Regions from separate parts of the Mus musculus genome. Here region 2 is linked to region 1. A link is a loop called in an ENCODE intact Hi-C map of the cell type or tissue named here. Cell type or tissue: heart. All regions are shown on one strand.

Region 1 (5,000 bases):
TCTGCTTTGAGACTGTTGCTGGGATTAACAAGATTTGATTCTTTTAAATCCAGATCAAAAACCTTTAAAACACAGGTCTCCAGGCCATCCTCTTCGTCTGGTGAAGTGGAAGAAGGCATCTGGCTTTATCAGTGGGACAGGTTCCTTGCAGACAAGTATCTTCTGAGACGTAAGCAAAAGAGAATATAGCAATCAGCTCTTTGGTTACTTCTTGAAGCAGACATGAAGCTAATGGACTCATGAAATGACCAGTAGCCTCCTACCCCAAGCTCTCCGTTCGTCCCCTCGCTCACTCCACAGTGTATTTATGTGACAACTATGCTCTACCAGGCTCTCTTCTACACACCAGGAATAGAGCAGTAAATGCAATAGGAAAAAGTCTATCCTCTTAAGTTTACAATCTACTAGGAAAGGTAAGCCGATACATTGATTTGAGTTGACTTTTCTTTTCTTTTCTTTTTTTTTTTTAAATATTTCAAAGGAAAATGAGTGGAGTAAGGAGGCAAGTGGAAGGGCTCCTCATACACAGGAAGAGCCCTTCTGAGGCAATAGCACTCATCTTCAAAGAAACATGAACTAGGAAGTAAGCCAGGGGAAAACAAAACACAGGGCAGCACATGAGAGCAGAAAAGCACTATGGACTTCCCAAATCAACCAACTCCAGTGTTTCTGTAGCTTTGTTTCTTTTGTTCTCAAATCTCAGAGCCAAAATTTCCAAATTGCTACTGTGGCCAAATCTTACCAAAATGGATACACTATAACCAATGCAGTCTTCTTTGTTACATTTGATTTACTTCTGTGGCTACTTGTGCCGAGATGCCTGCCAGTTCCATATCTGCACAGGCTCCAGGGATCAAACACACGTTGTATTGTCAGGCTTGAGTGGCAGGGGTTTGCCCACAGAGCCATCTTGCCAACCCCTATTTTTTTTTTCCAACAAAATTAAGAAAATTTTATTCTTGAATCTTTTTTACAGTCTAGTCTTTATCCACCTTCCAGTCTGCCCTCTGTTCCTCATCCCACACCTTCTCTGTCCCCTGCCCAAGAGAATGCCCCCACTCCCTGGGGCCTCAAGTTTCTTGAGGGTTAGGTGCATCTTCCCTCACTAAGGCCAGACCACACAGTCCTCTGCTATATATGTGTCTGGGGCCTCCTATCAGCTGGTGTATGCTGCCTGGGCCAACCCCTAGTTTTTAAATTAATTTTTCTGAGTCTGGGTCTTGCTATATAGTAGGGGCTGGCCTTGAGGTTCTAGTAATCCTAAATTTAAGATTCCCCTTGCCTCTACTTCTAGAATTCGGGGCCACTATACCAGGCCCAATGCTTTGCCATCCTTTGAAAGTCAGCAATCCACTTTGAACTACACTCACTTCTTATCTGATTTAGTAATGGTTAAGGTTTGGTTTCTAACCTTGGACCAAGGTGCATATTTTACATATCAAAGCAGACATGGTCTTCAGGTTCTCCCAGTATCCCATAGTCCCTATCTGGTATACCCTGTCCCAACCCTGAACCTTCCCCCAGAGGCTCCTCTCTATACAATCCAGACCTTTTGGCCTCCTTGTTGGGCCTCCTTCCCTTCTTTCTTTGCTCCTGTGTTCTTCCCTCCTCCACCCCCATCCCCATAGTGACTTCCCTGGTCTCAATCCTGGTAGCGGTCAGTGAACTCACCTGAGAGCAGATTCCCAATAAACCCATTTTTAATATATTCTCATCTGGCTCGAATTGGCTCATTTCAGGCAACTGGAGCCAGATGAGAATATATTAAAATCCTTTCTTGGAGGACTCTTCCAAAGTCTTACTCTGGATAATCTGTCCTCAATAGCAAAGGATGAGTGATAATTTGTACCACTCGCCCTTTGCTATTAAGTCCGTCAGACTACAGTACCTGTGATCATTCCTGAGAGGGTCACTTAGGGCTTCAGTATCCTGAACACCGTCTCGTTGTCCCATGTACAGACGGTGACAAATGTTAATTAATACAATATAGTACTTGCTGAATGAAATAAAGCAAGAGTTGAGGAGTCAGAGAAATAACTCTGTAGGTCCCTGACAGTTAGTCATGTAAATTTCAGAGCAGAGACCAACAGATAAAGAAAATAAGTCTTGATTCCTAAAATGTGAACAAGCTGGACTTTAGCAGAAGAACATGGTGGTTTACACACAATGACGGGAACAGAACCCAAGAAGCCATAGTTTGGAATTCGCAGTGGAAATTCCTGGAAAGATGGATTGCTTGCATGTACGAATAAATAAATGAAAAGAATAGAAAAACGATAATCTTTAAAATAAACAAAGAGAAGTAGAGCCGGAAAGATGGCAAGATGGCTCACTGGTTAAGAGTGCTTACTGCTCTAGCAGAAGACCCGGGATTCAGCACCCCCACCCCGCTCCCGCGCACTCTCCTCCTTGCTCACAGAGAGTCTGAAACTCCAGTTCCAGGATGATGTACAGACTTACAAATACATAAAATATTGCTTTAAGTCTGTGAAGAGTTTTAAGCATAGTAAATAAGTTTGACTAGACTTGCTCTCAGAGTATAGCAGGCAGTGTTAGTGGATAAACTGTAACACAGGAAGTGAAGGAGCTAATGACTCCTCCCTAAATTCTTGGATTTAAGCAAACTACCGAAACGGCCATTTACTGTAACAGGTAAGACTGAAGGAAAAGTTTGGGCTAGACCATGGACAAGACAGTTTGGTGTCCATCACAGGGCAGAGGACGTCCACATACTGTACACGTGCAGAGGAATAGAACAATTGGAACCACACCGATCAGTAGCTGGGGCGTCCGTCAGCTGGGAGAAGTAGGCAGTAGGACTACAGTGAGCAGATTCAGCCGGACGGGCCTGGATTCCCTACCGCTGAAAGTGGCTTGCCCTCCTCCCCGCTCAGGTCTCCCGAGGCGTCTACAGCGGGATGGCGAGAGAGAAAGAGAGAACACCTACCCGCAAACCCTAGGCCTTTCCTGGGTCTCCCTTCACCAACTTGGCGCTGCTCCCCGCCCTCGAGCCCACGCCCCCCGGCGCGCGCGTGCGCAGAGAGTCCCTGAGCCGTCACCTTTCTCCGGAAGTCTCCTAAGTCGTCGGCGCAGGGGCCGCCGGGAAAATCCCGCCGGGCCTGTATAAAGCCGAGGCGGGATCGCTGCGGCCCGGATAATTTAGCTCGCTGTCCAGAAGGGCCCGGGGTGGAAAGCCGGAGGAGGCGGCCGCAATTGGACTTGCAGACGCCGGCCTTCCACTGCGGAGCCCATCCGGTGCCCCTCTGCACGCGCTTCCGGCAGGCGTCGTAAGCGAGTGCGCCTGCGCGCCGCTCAGTCCGCGCGCCTCGCCGCTGACCGCGCACCGGCCGGCCGGCAGCCCGACGGTTCTGGGGTTGCAGGCGGCTAGCAACTCAGATCGGCTGCGCACCAGCAAGCAGCATGTCGCGGAGGCGGCACAGCTACGAGAACGATGGTAAGTGCTCTCGGCCTGGCCACTGCGTCCGGGTGAGAACCGAGGCCGGGCTCGCCTTCAGTCTCCCGGGAACGGATAGGAATCCTTTCTCCCCGGGAGGGCTCGGGGAGCCCCAAAGGGAGGCTGCTGGCTCGGTTGTGGATAGTGGCTTCGGGAAAGCGACGGCCTCCCTGCTACCCCATCTCCTTCAGTCATGGGAAAGGAAGGCCTGGTGAATCCCGTGAGCAAATCCGACCTGGGGTCCCGCGACACTGAGGACTTAATCCCTCACTACTGATCATGGAAACCGCACGTGTGTCTGTCTGCTGCTGCCTCTTAGGATCACTTAGTGGAGGAGATATATCTAGTGGACCAGTGTTTTCCTTTTAGCCCTCCAGGGTGTACTTGGAAAGGACCCTGGGAAGACAGGAAAAGAACAAAGCTATGACAGAGGTCGGATGTATTGCAATCTGAGCCCTTCTCCTCCACCTGCCACCCGCTGATTCCCCTCTTTTAGGCTTCAAAAAAAGAATACCAACACCCCAGAGGTCACTAATAAACAGGCACGGGGTGTTTTGTTGGATTGGCTTTAAGCATATTTCCCTTATAAGAAAGTGCAGGAAAACCCGAGCAGATTATTAATTCTCATGTCAGTTTTGATGGTCGCCGGCAAGGACGTCGTTGTGTTGCCATAAATTTTGTTTTGTTGCACCATTATTGCCTTTCAAGAACACACTTGGAGCTGTTAGTGTTAGGTCCAAAGGGTTAAGGCAAGAAAAAACTTTAGAACCGAAGGGTTTAGGTTCGAAGCTCGACATCTCGATTATTTACTATGTGATCTTGTCAGGGTCATATGACTTCTTAAACCTAAGCGTGGACTGTGGATAATACTAAGCCATTTGGTTTCTACGGGGGGCTAAATGAGATATTGTGCTCACCAGTAGTTCATGATGATGTTTATTTTGTCAACTGCTAATGTCTCAGAGGTGATACACACAGATAAATGCTGACATCGTTGAGAAAAAAAGCCCTCCCTCCCCCAAGTTTAATTGGGTTAGCTTCCTCCCTTGGAATGTTAAGACAACCAAGCGAATCCCATATAGTGGAGCCCCAGGTTTCTGCCAGTAGTACCTGAGAGAATGTCCTAATACATCAGGAGTGCCGACTTGCTAAACAGTTTCCTAGCTTCTGTGCTTGCAGTGGAGTAGGAGGCAGTAGAACAGTGGAGGCTCCCTCCCCTGGGTTAAGACAAACCCCACAGCGGTATAGTGCAATTCGTTATAAGGTCACGGGGTTGTGGAGAATAATGTGAGGTAAAGGGTGTAGAGACCAAAGTGAGAGAGAAGCTGGTTAGGTAAGGCCTCCTTGCAGATGGCCTATGGCTTCAGTGATGTGAGGATGAGCCGTGTGGATGCTTGGAGGAAGCAGAGGTCCAAAGGAAACCGTGAGTTAAGGTTAGAACATTTCTGTCGTGTTAGAGAACAGACAGCAAGGAGGTCATTGTTGGTAGAAGAGAGAAAGTGAGGGTAGAAGTTGTGAGACCGGGGAGTTTAGATGAGCCTCTTAC
Region 2 (5,000 bases), 54 kb after region 1:
GGGAAGGTTGATAGGACAAGTGGCCTTAGACATTAATCTTGTGTGTCCTTGTCTTAGTCAGGATTCTCTAGAGCCACAGAATTTATGGAATGTCTCTATATATTCTTGGAATGACTTACAGTTCAACTAACCTAGCAATGGGCTGTGAATGGCAAGTCCGACAATCTAGCCTCTGCTCAGTCCACGAGGCTGGGTGTTTCGCCTGGCTTTCTTTATAAGCTGGAATCCTGAAGAAGTAGGATCCAACAGATGTGCTGGAAAGTAAATGCAAGCAGGCGAAGAAGAAAGAAGTCTTCCTTCTTCCATTGTCTTAAGTGGGCATCCAGCTGAAGGTGTGGCCCAGATTAAAGGTGTGACCTCCTCACCTGGACCTAACTGTTCTTTACTTGGAACTTGCTCTGTCTCTGGCTGACCTGGAACCCAGAAATCTGCTTGCCCCTCCCTGTCTGCTGGGATTAAAGGTGTGTACCACCTTGCTTGGGCCTAAGCTTTTCATGGCCACTGTGCCTCAATATCCAGATCAGGTGCTGAAGAGATGGCTCAGGGGCTAAGAGAAGTGACTGCTCTTTCAGAGGACCAGAGTCCAATTCTCAGCACCGACATGGCAACTCACAACTGTCCAAGATCTGACACTCTCACACAGACATACATGCAGGCACAACACCAATGCTAGTAACAGACATAATAAAATGTTTTTTTAAAAATCCAGATCAAAAGCCTGTGTCTTCCAGCCTCAAGATCTGGATCACAGGTGTGTCCACCATTTCCGGATTATAATTCATTCCGGATATAGTCAAGCTGACAACTGGGAATAGCCATCACAATCCTGTATCGCTTACAAACATCACTGTATCCTGGAAACTACCGTCATATTGATCCTGGCAACTACCGCTATATTTCTGATAAAGGTATAAAAAGTCTGATTGTTTGGAGTAAGGTTGTCTGAGCCTCTGTCTTGCTGAGACCCCCTCTATCCTAGTCTGGTTTAAGATTCTTTTCTCAGTGGGCATATCAGGTAAGGTGATGCTGGCCTTACATCTGTCGTCTCGCCAGTGAGACCCAGTATGTCGAATCCAAGCAGTCTGCAGGGCTGTGTTCATTCCAGGGGACTTTTCCAATTCCCAGAGGCCACCCACACTCCTCCCTCAACTCCCACCTTCAGGACCAGGAACAGTTTTCTACATGCCTTCCCTGGCTTCCTCTGCAAGCCCAGCTCCCTGGGAAGCCCTGATCACACTGGGGTCCCCGGGATGATGGCGATCTCCCCATGTCGAGGTCTTTAACTTTAATCCTGTCTGCAAAGTCTCCTCTAAGTAAAGTAATATATACGCAGGCTCCAAGACAATTAGAACGTGGACATCTTTGAGGACTTTTGTTCAGCCAATTATGGTACTGTTGAAAGTACAAAGAAGACTGGCCCCGGACTGTGGCGGAGGGGTCTATTTACAGAGAGAGGCCGTCAACACATTAAGCAGTTAAAGCAATACAGAGAACAAGGCAATGTTAGGAGAGTCAACACGAAACTCACTCAGATGGGGACATTACTCTTCTTTCATTCCAACATGTCACCAGAGCAAGAGCCTCTGCTTGCTGTGTCACCTCCTGGATTACAGACTTCTTAAGGGACAATCACTGAGCCCTGTACCCCCCAGCACCCCACACAGAACTACCCCTGGCAAGGTGAAGCTGGCTTCTCTTAAAGACTTCAATACTAAGAACCTTTAATCCTCTAATGGTCCCCAGGCAAGTGTAAGCCCCCCTACCCCCCAGGAAGTCCTTAGGATGACTGTATGACTGTTACTGCCCAGCCTGGCTCAGGACTGCCACAGTAGGAAACACACTTCGGGCACTGCCTTCCTTAGCTAACTCAAAAGCATGGTCTGTCAAGATCCTGCCGCCCCTTAACGCCACTAATCTCCAAGCTCTTAAAAGAAATGGTTCTTCATAAAACAGGGCAGAGCTATAAAAGAGAGAACAAAATATTTTAGAACAAGGCTGTTGATATCCTCAAAATATGTACTAGGATGAAGAGAAACTGATCAGAAGTGCCATTAGATGGCTATATCACATTGTTATTCAAAAAGCCCTGAAATGAGATTTCCCTTCTCCATCCTCCTGCTCACACTAGAGATCCCCATCTCTATCCTCCTGTTCACACTTGAGTTGACTTCCTGTTGTCCTTAATGAGTATACTTAATAAATGCAATGCCATGCCAATGACAAATACAGACATACCCGAGAAAATAAAGCCCTTAGGAATCTCAACAAGAAGCGCATCATTTAAAACTACATGTGAGCCGGGCGGTGGTGGCACACGCCTTTAATCCCAGCACTTGGGAGGCAGAGGCAGGTGGATTTCTGAGGCCAGCCTGGTGTACAGAGTGAGTTCCAGGACAGCCAGGGCAATACAGAGAAACCCTGTCTCAAAAAAAAAAAATAAATAATAAATAAAATAAAATAAATAAATAAAAATAAAAAATAAAACTACATGTGGGGGCTGGAGAGATAGCTCAGCAGTTAAAAGCATTGACTGCTCTTCCAGAGGACTTGAGTTCAATTCATCTACATGGTGGCTCACAGCCATCTGTAATGGGATCTGATGCCCTCTTCTGGTGAGTCTGAAAACAGCTACAGTGTACTTACATATAATAAATAAATAAATCTTTAAGAAAGAAAGAAAGAAAGAAAGAAAGAAAGAAAGAAAGGAAGACAGAAAACCTGTACCTAAAATTTATACAGCTTTGTATCACCATTACATAGTTTAATTTAAAATTATATGGAAATATTAATCCAAAATTTAAAATGGGCAGCAAATACTCAAAAGAATGTTCAACATCATTAGTATCTCATAGGTGCCGTTCAACTCCGGAGCACGCTACGACTCACATCAGGATAAGAGCAGCAGCTACAGAAAGACTGCTAAGAAAACTGTTGCCAGTTGTGGAGACGGCAACCCTCTCCTATATTACTGATGAGAGTTTGAAACTGGGAATCTGCCTGAAAATGTTTTGTAGTGCTTCCTAATATTAATCTTCATATTATCCTATGTCCAAGAAGTTACATGAGTAAGCATATTTGTTCTACCATGAAAAGGGAACATAAATAAAAGTTATCACTGTAAACTGATAAACAAATAAATATGTATGTATATATGTATACACACACATATATTCATATACATATATACACATACACACACACACACACACACACACACACATAGTTGTGTTTTCCCCCTTTTATTGGAGAGAGGCTTTTCTCATATAATACGTCCTGATTAGCTTCCCCTCCCTCTACTCCTTCCAGCCCCTCCCCTCATCCCTGCATCTTCTCATGGATCAAAGAGCAAAGAATTCTTCATGTCACTCCAAATTACCAATGTCCATACTTCTTTTGTGGAAACACTTAAATGCTTTACCTGGTTCATGAACAATGTTTCCAATCTCGTGTTTCTCTTCTTCCTCTTCTAAAATGAAGCCACCTTTGGTGTCAATCATTTTGGGAGCTGCTTTTACACTGGCCACGCCTACAGAAAGCAGAGAAAGGAGTCACCCACTGAACCTGGCAAGCCCATAGACTCTCCTGCGGGGAAACAGGAAAGGGTGACAATGTCACCGCTTCATTCAGACTGTCCTTAAGGTCCCAGCTGGTGCAGCAGGGCACAAAAGCAAAACTAACAACAGCAAAAACAAACAAACAAAAACAAAACAAAACCAACTAGCCTACACCTTAGAAAGAAGTAAAATGCCACTTCCTCTCACAGGCGGTGTGAGCATGTATACAAACAGCCACAAGAACCTACCATACAGTAAAGAACAGCCTCCTGAGGCTGTCACACTGACTACAGCACACAACAAAAACCAAAGACAACGCAGAACGCTGGGATGCACCTGGGGGAACGCACTTGGCTGTATATAAAGAAATGGGGCCTTCAAAGATCACTCCTATGGCTATAACAGACCTACACCAATCCCCAACGCTCCCAGCACATCAGAGGTTTAGCTCCAGGACAAACCACTCAACACTACTCAACAGACACCACACCCCTAGCATTTCTCCAGTGATTCTGGCCAGGTGCCCTCTACTTCCAATGTGATGCCATCCATCTACCGGGAGTCGGAGCCCACAGGTTGAGGGTTCAGTTCCCGACTGCCCAACTTCAGATGCTAACTGCAGACCAGGCTGCAGTTAGCCTGGCTATCGACTGGCTATAAATCAGGTTTCCAAAACTGCTTCCCTGGCTGTAATTAACCTTCTACAGCAATACACACAACTTGGGAACCTAACTCACTGACATTCGCTAATCATTTGTGAAGGATTTTAAATACAAATGAAAAGTCAAGTCAAAGGACACACCAGGCAAGTGCAGACCTAAAGGAGTTCCAATATGGGAGCTTCCTTCCCCATCCTCCAGCCCCAAATGCCCGACTTCCGGAGAGCTACCCAGGTGTACAGCACACATCACATTCTACCTACTATATAGCTACAGTAAACCGCCAGGTCGGAAGAGTGGAAACACACCAAATCCCAAGTTTCTAGATAGCAGCCAAAGGAGAACCTTAAGCCGGTTCCAACCCTGCTTTGGCAATTCCTTTCTACACAAGGCTTGGGAGGACAGGGGGACAACAGCCTCTAGCAGAAAGGATTGTGGTGATAACTAGTATTTACTCCGAGGATTCTATACTAGACACTTGTCAAAAAAAAAAAAAAAAAAAAAAAAAAAACACTTTAAGAGGATTAGAATAACTAGACCTGAAAGTGAGCAAACAGGATAAGCCTAGCTGGGAAGTGTCTTTAAGAAGCGCCCTGAGGACCTAGCCGCAGAAGCAAGGAGCAGAAGTGATTCCCTGTGACAAACAGAAAACGGCAAACGGAAGGGAAAACTGCCAAAGCCCAAGGGTTAAAACTCACACCAGGGTATAAACCTCTGAAGGAGAAAGCCCTTTCTCCCCAGGCTGGTGAGTGAAATGAGGGGCAGGGCGTTCAAACGAGATACGGAA

Evidence for each region. Peaks named below come from ENCODE experiments on the same cell type or tissue, not always from the same donor. Only the 100,000 strongest peaks of a DNase experiment are listed, where the experiment ranks them.
Region 2: it touches region 1 in a loop (2.3-fold over the local background); 7 of 42 quality-filtered maps call a loop at or near these places.

What each region holds. Positions count from the first base shown.
Region 1 is chr4:46,135,433-46,140,432 of GRCm38, forward strand. It overlaps Tstd2 (thiosulfate sulfurtransferase (rhodanese)-like domain containing 2), which reads right to left and starts at 3,043. Exons shown (of 10, transcript NM_173033.3): 1 at 2,948-3,043; 2 at 1-162. The coding sequence starts at 119. Ncbp1 (nuclear cap binding protein subunit 1) reads left to right here and starts at 3,079. Exons shown (of 23, transcript NM_001033201.3): 1 at 3,079-3,454. The coding sequence starts at 3,421. In heart, no CTCF peak of the experiment used is centred here; a DNase peak (open chromatin) is centred at 3,039; H3K4me3 peaks cover 3,363 bases; H3K27ac peaks cover 2,121 bases.
Region 2 is chr4:46,189,632-46,194,631 of GRCm38, forward strand. Xpa (xeroderma pigmentosum, complementation group A) reads right to left here. Exons shown (of 6, transcript NM_011728.2): 2 at 3,419-3,526. Among named protein-coding and RNA genes, the nearest start is that of Xpa, 4.2 kb to the right of the region's middle. In heart, a CTCF peak has its summit at 2,607 (motif pointing left); no DNase peak of the experiment used is centred here.